2 separate regions of the Homo sapiens genome follow, and region 1 is linked to region 2. Evidence: chromatin contacts called from ENCODE Hi-C or POLR2A ChIA-PET data. All regions are on one chromosome and are shown on one strand. Each heading gives the region's core, a stretch centred on a gene start or an enhancer-like site at or near the end of the contact. The rest is flanking DNA. Distances are from core to core; before and after follow the strand shown.

Region 1 (5,378 bases), core at 14-2,513, 80 kb before region 2:
GTGTGTGTTTACTGAGTCATGACATAAAATACATTTCTTATTGTGCGTCATGGTCAAATAACAGTTTGGGCCTGCCTGTGTCTTCCATTCACCTAAGGGATGTTTCCAAGGCAGGGTGGTGAGCCAGGAGCTCTGGGAGGGCCCGGGAAGGGGGAGGCTGTGGGGTTGGGAAGGACAGGGGAGCCACAGGGTGTAGGCAGGCCAGCCTCAAGTGCTGTGCAAGGATGAAGAGTTTTCAGTAACGAGATAACACATCACAGTGAGGCCTGAACCCATTAGTGGCTGGTAATGAGCAGGTGTCCCACAGGGAGGCTGATAAACGGCCTGTCTGTCCATGGAGAGAGAGGTTTGCAGGAAAGCACGTGTGGGCTCCACTGCCAAGCTCCAGGGGCATTAATTGTCTTTGCTGTTTTAGGATCTTGATAGGAGTGAGGAAGCCACAATGACACCCCCAAGGAGGGTGTGTGTGTATGAGAGAGAGAGAGAGAGAGAGAGAGAGAGAGAGGAGCACTAGGCATGGTGTGGAAGATTGGGGTTCCAGTCCCATTCATTCTTATTCATTCATTCCGCAAACACTCATTGAACACCTTTGGCAGGCTAGGCTGTATGTCTAGGGCTGTTACGTGTCCCTGGATCTAGGGTAATGAAATCTACTGAAGAGGGCATGAAGGAAGGGGACCCACGTATGTAGGCCGCCTATCTTGTACCAGATACTCTGCTTGTTGCTCGTAGATGCATGATCTGAGCCTTCATGATATCCCAGAGGGGGTGTGTGTGATACTATTATTATCCCCAGTATGCAGATGAGGCTCAGAGAGGTTATGTAACTGGTTCAACGTCACACAGCCAGCTGTGCCGGCACTCAGGATCACAGATCTGTCTGATGTCTGAGCTCACACTTTGAACCCTCTCCCTGCTGCCTAAAATGTGAAATGCCTGTGACCTCCTAGTTTCATTTTTCTTTGGAATGCAGAATCTTATAACATCAGGGCCAGGAACTTGGAGGTCATCTTGTCTATCCCTTTTACCTTAAAGAGAGGGAAACTGAGGCTCAGAGAGGAGTAGCAAATGGCCAGAGACCCCCAGAGAACAGTGTCAGGGTAGGTCCATTAAGGAGTGGAGGAGGTGGGCCCTCAAAGCATCAGCACCAAATCTTACAGCCAAGGCCAATCTGGACCCAGCCAGGGCCTGGCCAGGGCATCCGGTCTGGACCTAGCAGCTGAGTGAGTCCTGGGAGGAAGTGGAAGCCAGCCCCTCCTGCACGCTGCCTCATGCCCATGGTGCTCCCCTGGGGCCTCACAGTGTGAGCTGACTCACTCCGCCTGCCATGCACCGTTTTGGAGATTCAGGACAGCTTCCTCTGTTCCCCACAGCCTTTCTTCAGCCTGGGAAGCACCACAGACCACACACATCCCATCCTCCCCTGACCCCGGCAGCTCCAGCACTGAGTTCTTGGTCTTCCCCCTTCAGGTGCAGATTCAGCTAAAGGAGAATGAAGACCTACTGTGTGCTGAGCACCCCACTAGGTGTACTGATAGGCATCGCCTCCCTTGATCCTTGTGAAGTGGGTGCTGTCAGCCCCCTTCCCTTCTGCTGGAGAATGTGACCTTAACTTTCTAGCTCTGTTCCCCTGGGAATCTGATAAAAGTAGACTCTCAGCTGTGTTCCTAGGCCAGCTTGCTGGGGTAAACTGGCTGGTAAACTGCATCTGCACTGGGAGAACTATAAATACTGACAGGGACACCACACTTCGGGTTCTCCTGAGTGCAATGCCCTTGCTATTGGGTGTGTCCTTTGTAGGGACCCTGGAATCCATGTTTGTGGATTTGTTACAGGAGATCCTGGCTCCTGCAGGGCAAGAGGTTTCTAAGGCAGGGCAGCCCCTACACCTGTCCCTTGGGGGACCAGAGGGAAGAGCTCATGGTGGCTGGCTGGACAGCTCGAGGACTGCCCCCATGGCAGAGCAATACCTGCTGGCAACCTGTGGGTTCTGTGTCCTTCTGGGCCGACCCATGCCACATGTGGTCTACACTGTTTCTCATGGGCAATCCTCTTATGAGGATCAAGGAAGGAAATCCCCATGGGCATTATGTGGAAACTGAGACTCAAAGAGGTGAAGTGACTTACTCCAGGTCACCCTGGTGGCTGGCCTCCCAGCCTCATCCCCTTTCCCTGAGCTCGCTGGCCCTGGGGCCTACCTCTGGCCGCACCGGGTCCTCGATGCCCACCACGCAGATGCAGGTGAGTTCGTTGAGGATGTCATTCTCATTGTCCCAGTCCGGCTCCGGGCTGCTGGGGAAGTCGCGGTAGGCCACGCAGATAGTGCGGAGCCCATCGCAAGCCATGGGCTCAATCACCTTCTTTACCATCTCGTCCCGGTCGCGGGGCCGGAAGACACGAGGCTCTCCCGCCCCATTGAGGATTTTGCAGCACCTAGGGGAGGATGGAAGGGAGATGGGGAGCCCAGGGAATGCTCCTTCTGAAAGGCTTAGAGACCACCTCCCCACCCTCGTGATGCCCAGCTAGCTGTGGCTGGTCATCCAGTGCCCATCTAGTTCATCCCCCAGGCAGGGTGAAATCAAGCATTCGTCCTGCAATTTTTGCCCAGGCCACTCAGCAAGCGGAGCCCCACTTTGATGTATTATATACTCACAAGATTCATCTGAAATAACACTCCCACAGCTGAAATGGTTTACAAAGCACATAAAACTCAGGCTAGTAGTTCTTGACCCTGCCTGCACATTAGAATTGCTTGGAGGAGCCTTTAATAAATACCCACGTGCGAGCCTTGCCCCAGAGGTTCCAGTTCAATTTGTCTGGGGTGAATCCAGGAATCAATGTTTTTTTAAACACTCCTCAGAGTGATTCCAATGTGTACCCAGGGCTGAGAACCACTGGGGGCTAGACTAATTGCCTCAATGTACAAGTGGGGAAACTGAGGCCAGAGAGGGGAAGGGATTTGCTTAGTTCACCAGGCTTATTTCCAGCACTCCTCTGGAGTCAGAGGAGTGTGGCTAATAATGAAAATAGCTACCATCAACCAACTCTACGCTAAAGGAAATGAAATAAGAGAGATCTAAGTGTGACAATGAGTAGAACTTCCTGATGAACCAGCGGCTTAGGGAGGAGAAGGGGGAGGACTCTGGCTATAGAAATGTTTAAGAGGATATAGTGGAAAACACAGTGGCCAAGGGGCATGCAAGTGAAGATGAGTCTTGCTGGGTGACCTTGGGCAGGGCCCTCTGTGGCTCTGGGTGCTAGACGGCCACTCCAGCCGGGCAGGCTGCTGAGCCTGGCCTGGATGGCGGCCAGTGCTATATGACCCTGACATCCCCAGCTCCCTGCACCAGGGCACAGCCCTCAGCCCCGGTGCCCTGCCCAGCGCTTACTTCTTGAGCACGATCTCAGAAGCCCCCTTGCTGTACATGCGGAAGCTCTCGTCGGGCAGCTTGATGACAGTGCTCATGGACTTGCGCACGGAGTTGAAGGTGTACACTTTGTACAACTTCTCCTCTGGCATCTGGCTGCGCACGGGCTCGTAGTCCTGCTTCAGGTCCAGCACGAAGCCCAGCAGGCCGCACTCCGTCTTGTTGCCCACCTGCCGAGGCAGGGCGCCCTCCTTCTCTGGGGGCTGCAGAGAGAGGAAGGAGCGGCTGGCACCTGGTGGGGCCTGTGTCGGGAGCCTCTGCCCTGGCTGCCACTGAGGCTCTGGGACTGCCACTTAGGTGGTCTCTGGGCTGGGGGCTGAGCCCTCAGGGAGCCCTTGGCCCATCCCCTGCACCCTCAGGGCTCTGCATCCCAGGTCCAGTCCTGACTCCGGGTGAAAGGAGTGAAGCAAGATTAGCTTTTAAAAAAATTATGAATTATTTCAAACATGAAAAAGAGAATGATGTAACAAAGTTACGTGCCTATCATCCAGCTTTGTAGCATCTTAACATTATGCCGTACTTGCCTCAGATTTTTCTATTTTAAGAAGTAAAACATTACAGATAAAGTTGAATCCCCTCCGCAAACCTCTCCCCATCTGCATAATTCACTCCTTGTCCCAGAAACAACTTCTGTCTTAAATTTAGCATTAATCATTACCATGTGTGTATTTAACTGTTAATTCCGAGATAATTGTAATTCACATGCAATAAGAAACAATACAGAGATGCCGTATACCCTTCATCCAGTTTCCCCCAATGTCATCACCATAGTATTAACACAAGTACCACAACTGAGATGGAGATGCTGACGCAAGGAAGCCGAACTTGTGGAGAGTTCACCGGCTTTACATGAGCTTGTGTGTGGGTGTGCGTGTGTATTTTCTATGCAATGGCACCACATGTGAGTTAATGTGGCCACCACCACTGTCAAGATTCAGGACAGTTCATCACAAGGGTCCTTGTACTACCCTTTTTTTAAAGCTATGGTCACCTCTCTCTTCCCCCGACTCCCTGGCCATGGCAACCACTAATCTGTTCCCCGTTTCCAAGCTTTCATCATTTCCAGCCTGTTATATAAATGGAATCATACAGTCTGTAACTTTCGGAGCTTGGCTTCTTTGCTCAGCAGAATCCCCCTGAGATCCAAGCAAGCTGCTGTACGTGCTGATAATCTGTTCCTTTTGATTGCTGAGTGGTATTTCATGGGACAGACAGACTGTCCCTCATGAGTTCAATTAGGTTGAACCAATGGAAACTGCTATTTTTGAATGTCAAAAATGGTCAAATATGGGCAAGTTCATGCAGTTTAACCTAATGAGACTCCTGACCTCAAGTAATCCACCTGCCTTGGCCTCCCACAGTGCTGGGATTACAGGTGTAAGCCACCATGCCCGGCTGTAACTGCGCCCGGTTGTAACACTGTTTCTGAGATTCATTCATGTTTATGGCTCTAGTGTGTTCCTTTTTAACTGCTCTATAGATGCCATGATATGAATATGCTGCAAAGACTTATCCCTTCCCTGAGTGCCTCCCTTATTTCCTTCTCCCCTTCACACATTAGACACACAGTCTTTGGCACCTGCTTCATGCTGGCCCTGTGCCCGCCGCAGGGCCGTGTGAACACCATTAGCTCCTGTCCTGGAGACTCCCAGAACACCAGCTGCATCTCCCCAGCACCTGTCACTTCCTCACATGGCTGCCCGAACACGGGCTGTTTCATGCCTCTGTGCCTTCACCTCTGCTGCTCCTCCCAGGTGGGTCCCTCTCCCTTCCCTGCCAGGCAAACTTCCTCTTGTCCTTTAAGGACCAGCTCAAATATCTCCTTGTTTTTGAAAACTGCCATGTGGGTCTTTCTTCCCCTGTGTAAACAAGCTGAATTCTATTCCTCTCTGGGTTCTCAGGGTCAGTGCAAAGCCCAGCACACAGCAGGTGCTTATTAACTGTTTGCTA
Region 2 (5,682 bases), core at 821-3,320:
CCCTGGCCACCTGAGCTCCTACATCTTCCTGGAGGGTCCACAGGCCTCGCAGTCAATCATGAATTCACTAGGCTTAGGATGACCACCCTGTCCCCATTTTGAGGTGAGGCCTAAGCCTTCAAGAGCACTTCTCCAGTATCTGGGCCACTCCAGACCTCTGAGGCTCCCATTCACCCTCATCTGCCTTACGGGTATTTGTGAAGACTCTGCCCTAAGATACTTCTCAACTTGGGCTGCCTATGTTCTTTTGGGGGACTTGTAAAGGTGGACTTTCAGGCAGGGTGACAGGTGGGCAGGAGGTTTAGCTCATTTACTTACACTCTGGAGAAGGTGGGAGGGGTTGGGAAGTGAGGAGGTAGAGGTGGGTATGGCTGCTCTGAGCCTCCGTACCTCTCCTGGCTGGGTCCTTCAGTTCACTGTTCTCAGAATTGAGCCCTGGAGCCTTTTTAAAAGACTCTGGGACTTCAAGCACTATGAATTTAAAAAAGAAATAAAAAAGATATTATAAAAGAAAAAACTACAGCTTAAAGAAATTATCAAGAAGAGAAGCAAAGGCCTGTGTTGAGTTTTGGCTGTCCAGTGGCATTCTGCTTTCCTTTAGGGGATTTGGTCTCCCCAACTGGGAAGAGTCTTGGTGACGATCAGTCAAAGTGTCCCCACCTTCCTGGCCTAAGCGTGGGCATGTGATCAAGCTAGGCCAATCACCTCCCAGGGATGCTGTCTCCTGGGACGTAGAATCAGTGATTTGCTGGTGCCAGCTCACACTTGCTTGTGAGAGCTGATGGCTAAAATTTCAGGTATTTTGTGAGCTGGTTGTTAATTATAGCCATCATTAGAAATCAATTATATAAACCTACAATTATATAAATTATATTTTAAAAGGCAACAAATACCCCAAACTTATCACCTCCTAATTATTTTACTACATTTCACTATTATCTATTCTCTCTAGTAGACAGTCTATTGTATCTGCATGGTAGAAATACCGTATAATGGTGTGCGGCTGCGCCTCTCGTCCCAACTCTGTGTTTAATGATGTCACGTGGGTAACGTGGTGGTATTTACACCAAGGAAATCAGCACCCACTGCAAAAGAGGATTCCCTCGCAACTAGAGAGCTGGGGTTAACATTCACCAGCACAGGCTGCTTTGGAATCCTGAGCTATACAAGGACCAAAAGAAGCTTTTGTAGTGGATTTTTCCCAACCTGCAGTTCCCCAAAGGGACATTTACTTAGTGAGTCGTGCCACTGATCCCTGCATGTCCCCGTTTCCTTCTGGAAAATTGAGCTGGGTTTTCCAGCCTTTGCTCCAACTTGGAGAGCCCACTCCTAAGCTGCCCTCTTGCCTCCACTATGCTGCCCAGTCAGCTTCTGTTGTTTACGACCGACGTGCCTTAGTGGAGCGACATCGGCACACAGGCAGAAACAGGCTGAGGAAAGAACCATCACCCCAGTCTCACCCTTCAGCCACAACATGGGGTACATTCTAGATGTTTCCTGCCAGCCCCTTTCCCCTTGCATCTGTCTTCGTGGAGGTGTTGCCATTGTCAGGACATACGATGCTAAACCCACTTTTTCAACATCACATTATTTCTTGAGCCTCATCCACGTGGCTTTGCATTCTCTGTAACAATCTTTTTCCATAATGTCCCAAAGGCACGTGGAGAAGCTAAAAGGTACTTAGTTACTTTCCTAATGTGGGGCACTTAGGAATTACTTGTCTTCTTTTCCCCTTTAGTGTCACATAGAGACGTGGTTGAAAAATCTGGGACTGTGGATTGGGAGACCTGAGTTCTCATTTAGTTTTGTGCCAGATGGCTGTGTGAGGCTGCGCAAGATGCCTCCCTCTCTGGGCCTCAGCTTCTTAACCTATATAATGATGATGATGATAATGATAATAGTAATAGTAATAATAATAATGATGATGGTCTCCACTTCCAGGGGTTTCCTGGGCAGTGCTAAGTGTGTTGACTCACATCAGCTCATTTATTACTTCTCACAGCCCAGGAATAAGAATGATTTCACAGACTGAGTAAACAGATTCTGAGAGGTGATGTCATTTCCTCAGCACAACATAGCTAGTGGGTGGCAAAGCTGGGGTTCAGACCCAGGATGTCTGCCTCTTAACTCTCTCACCACACTGCCACTTCCTAACGCCCACTTCTTAACGCCCACTGAGCATCGGGCTTGGGGGACAGACACATCAGTACAGCAGTGAGCGTGTCCCTCATTACAGTCCGCTTGCTGTCCTGTTCATGTCCCCACTTTACAGAAGCGAAAGCTTCAGTTCTGAGGACTGAAGTGGTTTTCCCATGTCAGAGTGTTCTGGGCTGAATCATGCTCCCCCAAATCCATATGTTGAAGTCCTAACCCTCAGTACCTTAAAATTGTGGTGGTATTTGGAGATAGAGTCATTGTAGAGATAGGGACACTGCAGATACTAAATTAAGATGAGGCCATTAGGGTGGGCCTAATCCATGCTATGATTGACACCCGTATACAAAGAGGAAATTTGGGCAGAGAGACAGATATGCATAGTGGGAAGATAATGTGAACAGACACTGGGAGAAGATGGCCATCTACAAGCCTCCAGAACTGTGAGAGAATGAATTTCTGTCATTTAAGCCACTCAGTCTGTGGTCTTTGGATGGCGTGGCTGAGCTGAGGCTCTGCAGGGAGCCAGGAGGTTGCAGGGGAGAGCAGGGAGGGGGGTGGCGGGTGTCTCTGCCCCCTGGCCCATACCCACTGTGTGCTGGGCAAGTCCCTTCTCTCCTGGGTCTCAGTCTCCCCATGTGCACCCTGGGATTACTGAATCAGATGGTCCTTGAAGGCCCTTCCAGACCTGTTGTCTCATGGGTCCATGAGTCTCTCAGGCTCCTATTCCAGCTGCTCTGACCCCACTGAGCTGGGGTGTGCTGAAGGGGGAGGCCCCAGGGAACACTCCATTCTGCTGTTCTTTCCAGCAGAGCTTTCCCAAGGGCTCACCCAACAGCCTGCCCTCCTCAGTGTGGGCCGTTTCTCCTTCGTCCTACTTCCTGGCGACTGCTCTGTCCAACTGCCTGCCAATCCAGTGTCAGATACTCTCATCACACTGTACCTGCATGTGACACTCTCCTCCGACCTCTGACATCTTCTTTGCCTGCTGCCTGCTCTCTCCCTTTGGGGTGGAGGCTAGGGCAGGTGGGTCCTAGGGAGCCATCGGCTGAGGCACTAATTTCCACTGACTATAAATAACTCTGGGTCTGAAACCACAGCAGGGGCCTGGATTGCACCAGGAGGAGTAAGATAATCGTTGTGGGGTGAGGAGGGCCTGTATAAATAACTTACCCGCCCTGTCTGGGCCTCTCGGATGACAGGCAGGCCTGGAGGCAGAGGATCTCTCCAGCTGAACTCGAGGCGTTTGTGGGACCCAGGCTGGGTGGATGACTCAGGTCCTACTAGCATTCGAGACGGCCCGCCTGCAGTTATACAGCAACATTTCTCACCCCTTAGGCCCGTGTGACAGATGAGGAAACTGAGACCCAGGGAGGAGAAGTAATTGGAAACTGGGGTCTAGGCCCCTGGGCTTCTGGGAGCTAGAGAACTGTTGCCAGGGATGCCCAAATTCTGGTCCCCCGCTAAACCCGACCTTTGGGAGCCAGCGTGGGAGGGCCCTGAAGCTGCTTGGTAGAAAAGGACTGCTGGGCCAAGGCCTGGGGCAAAGGGCCAAGGGCCAAGGGCACTGCCCTGGCCTGGGCACTGATGGGCCAAGGTTTTGAGGTCACGAATTTTCAAGTGAAGAGAGGCCTGGAGTCTGGCTGTGAGTCAGCCACCCTTTGACCCATCTGATGTCTACAGAATGGGGGCATCAAGGCAGACAGTTTCACAGTAGTAGAATGTCTGAGCCTGGACAAGCCTCAGAGACTACTAGACCAACCTTCTTTATTTTCCAGATGGGGAGGCTGAGGCATGGAACAGGGTGGAGGGAGCTTGGAGAGGGTCTCAGTCGATAAGGGCCAAAGTCAGGCTGGTCTCCGCCCCTGCCCAGCATGGGTGGACTGAGCACCCTTTTCCTGCACAGTCACATGCATCCCCTTGGGGCCCCCGCAAAGACCAACTTCGCCTAAGACCCCTGGGCCAGGCACATTGTGTGTTCTCTCATTTAATCCACAGTCAGTGTGGCCCCTGGAAGCCAGACAGTGTCTGCTCCATTTCACAGATTTAACAAATGATGCATTAAGAACTTATGTGATCTGTGCCCCAACCCAGGCTTTTGGATACTCTAGTTTAGCATTTTTCTCCAGTATCAGAGGTTTTCAATTTTTTTTTCTTTTTTTCAACACTTTGTTAAAAAACCAAAGTCTTCAAAGCATTTAAAAAGGAGTATCAGGCCGGGCACAGTGGCTCATGCCTGTAATCCCAGCACTTTGGAAGGCTGAGGCAGGAGGTTCGCTTAAGGCCAGGAGTTCAAGACCAGCTTGGTTCACTGCAATCTTTGCCTCCCGGGTTCAAGTGATTCTTGTGCCTAGCCTCCTGAATAGCTGGGATTACAAGCGTGTACCACCACACCCGGCTAATTTTTGAAACCCTGTTTCTACAAAAAAAAAAATTACCTGGGCATGGTGGCACATGCCTGTAGTCCCAGCTACTTGGGAAGCTGAGGTGGGAGGATCACTGAGCCCAGGAGGTCGAGGCTGCAGTGACCTGTGATCGTGCCACCGCACTCCAGCCTGGGCAACAGAGTGAGACTCTATCTAAAAAAAAAAAAAAAAAAAAAAAAAAAAAAGGAGTGTCTCTGTCTCTGGTTCATGGTGGTGGGTGAGAAGCCCCAGAGTCCCATCCATTCAGCATCCCCTTGTCCTGTAGGGCACTTCTGTGGAACCTCAAGGCACTGGGGAACCCAGTGTGAGAACCATTTCCCCAACCTTCGGTTTCCCTGCATTCAGTGAATTCACTGGCTCTCCATGCACCTGGAGAAGGCTGTACTCAGGGCCTCATCTTATGGAGCTGGAGGCCCATTTCACACTCACAGGGACATAAACACTATTATCCAACCTGACAGTCTACATACACAGCATGAACAAACAGACTAAAAACCAGAGTCTACAAAAATGAATCTGTAGTTCATGGGCTGGAGTCCTCTGTGCTTTGCGATCTGTTCTAGGCTCCAGGCACAGCGAATTCCTCACTGTTCCCTGTACACATCCTGGTTGTCATCACAGGGCCTTTGCTCACGCCCCATTAACTGCGTGTGCTTCCCTCCCCATCTTTGCACACTCAATTCTGCCCTGTCCTTTCAGGCCTCACTCAGAGGAAGCTACTCCTGATTTTGTCCCCAATCAGGTGGGGATCACTCCTCCTTCATCAACCTTTAGAACATTTCCTCTTGCAGTAGTTATTTTTGTCAATAGAAAGCAGCAGACCGAGGAGGTCATGTGTGCACATTTGGGAGCCAGACAGTGTAGGCACCAATCCTGGCCAGGTCACTTGTTAGACGTGGTGCTCTGAGCCTCAATTTCCTCATCTGTAAGCTGGGATGATGACAGTTCCTGTTTCACAGGGGTGATGTGAAGATTATAGGAGAAAATGCCGTGAAGCCTCAGCAGGGAGCCTGGCTGCTGTTAGTGTTCAATGCATGTTAATTATTCTCTAGTATCACAGCTATAACTAGCATCGTGGCTAGTAACTAGTAGCACAGCTAGA

What was found. A loop is a pair of places that touch in the nucleus more often than their neighbours do. ChIA-PET counts read pairs that join two places held with the same protein, here RNA polymerase II (POLR2A). Pooled maps may share reads with other maps.
Region 1: a pooled map shows a loop between it and region 2 (2.2-fold over the local background). The contact joins two enhancer-like sites. A Hi-C loop is called at or near these places in 2 of 168 maps with a recorded cell type or tissue (B cell and IMR-90) and 10 of 50 pooled maps. POLR2A ChIA-PET finds 5 or more read pairs at or near these places in 1 of 52 experiments (activated naive CD4-positive, alpha-beta T cell).

Annotation. Positions count from the first base shown.
Region 1 is chr3:10,356,493-10,361,870 of GRCh38, forward strand. It overlaps ATP2B2 (ATPase plasma membrane Ca2+ transporting 2), which reads right to left. Exons shown (of 23, transcript NM_001001331.4): 13 at 3,390-3,631; 14 at 2,199-2,433. Among named protein-coding and RNA genes, the nearest start is that of MIR378B, 29 kb to the left of the region's middle. Within about 2 kb of position 1,264, at least 2 of the 41 ENCODE cell types and tissues checked have a DNase peak (open chromatin) inside an H3K27ac peak, as active enhancers do.
Region 2 is chr3:10,435,366-10,441,047 of GRCh38, forward strand. All of the region lies in intron 2 of ATP2B2 (ATPase plasma membrane Ca2+ transporting 2), which reads right to left. Among named protein-coding and RNA genes, the nearest start is that of MIR885, 44 kb to the left of the region's middle. Within about 2 kb of position 2,071, at least 6 of the 41 ENCODE cell types and tissues checked have a DNase peak (open chromatin) inside an H3K27ac peak, as active enhancers do.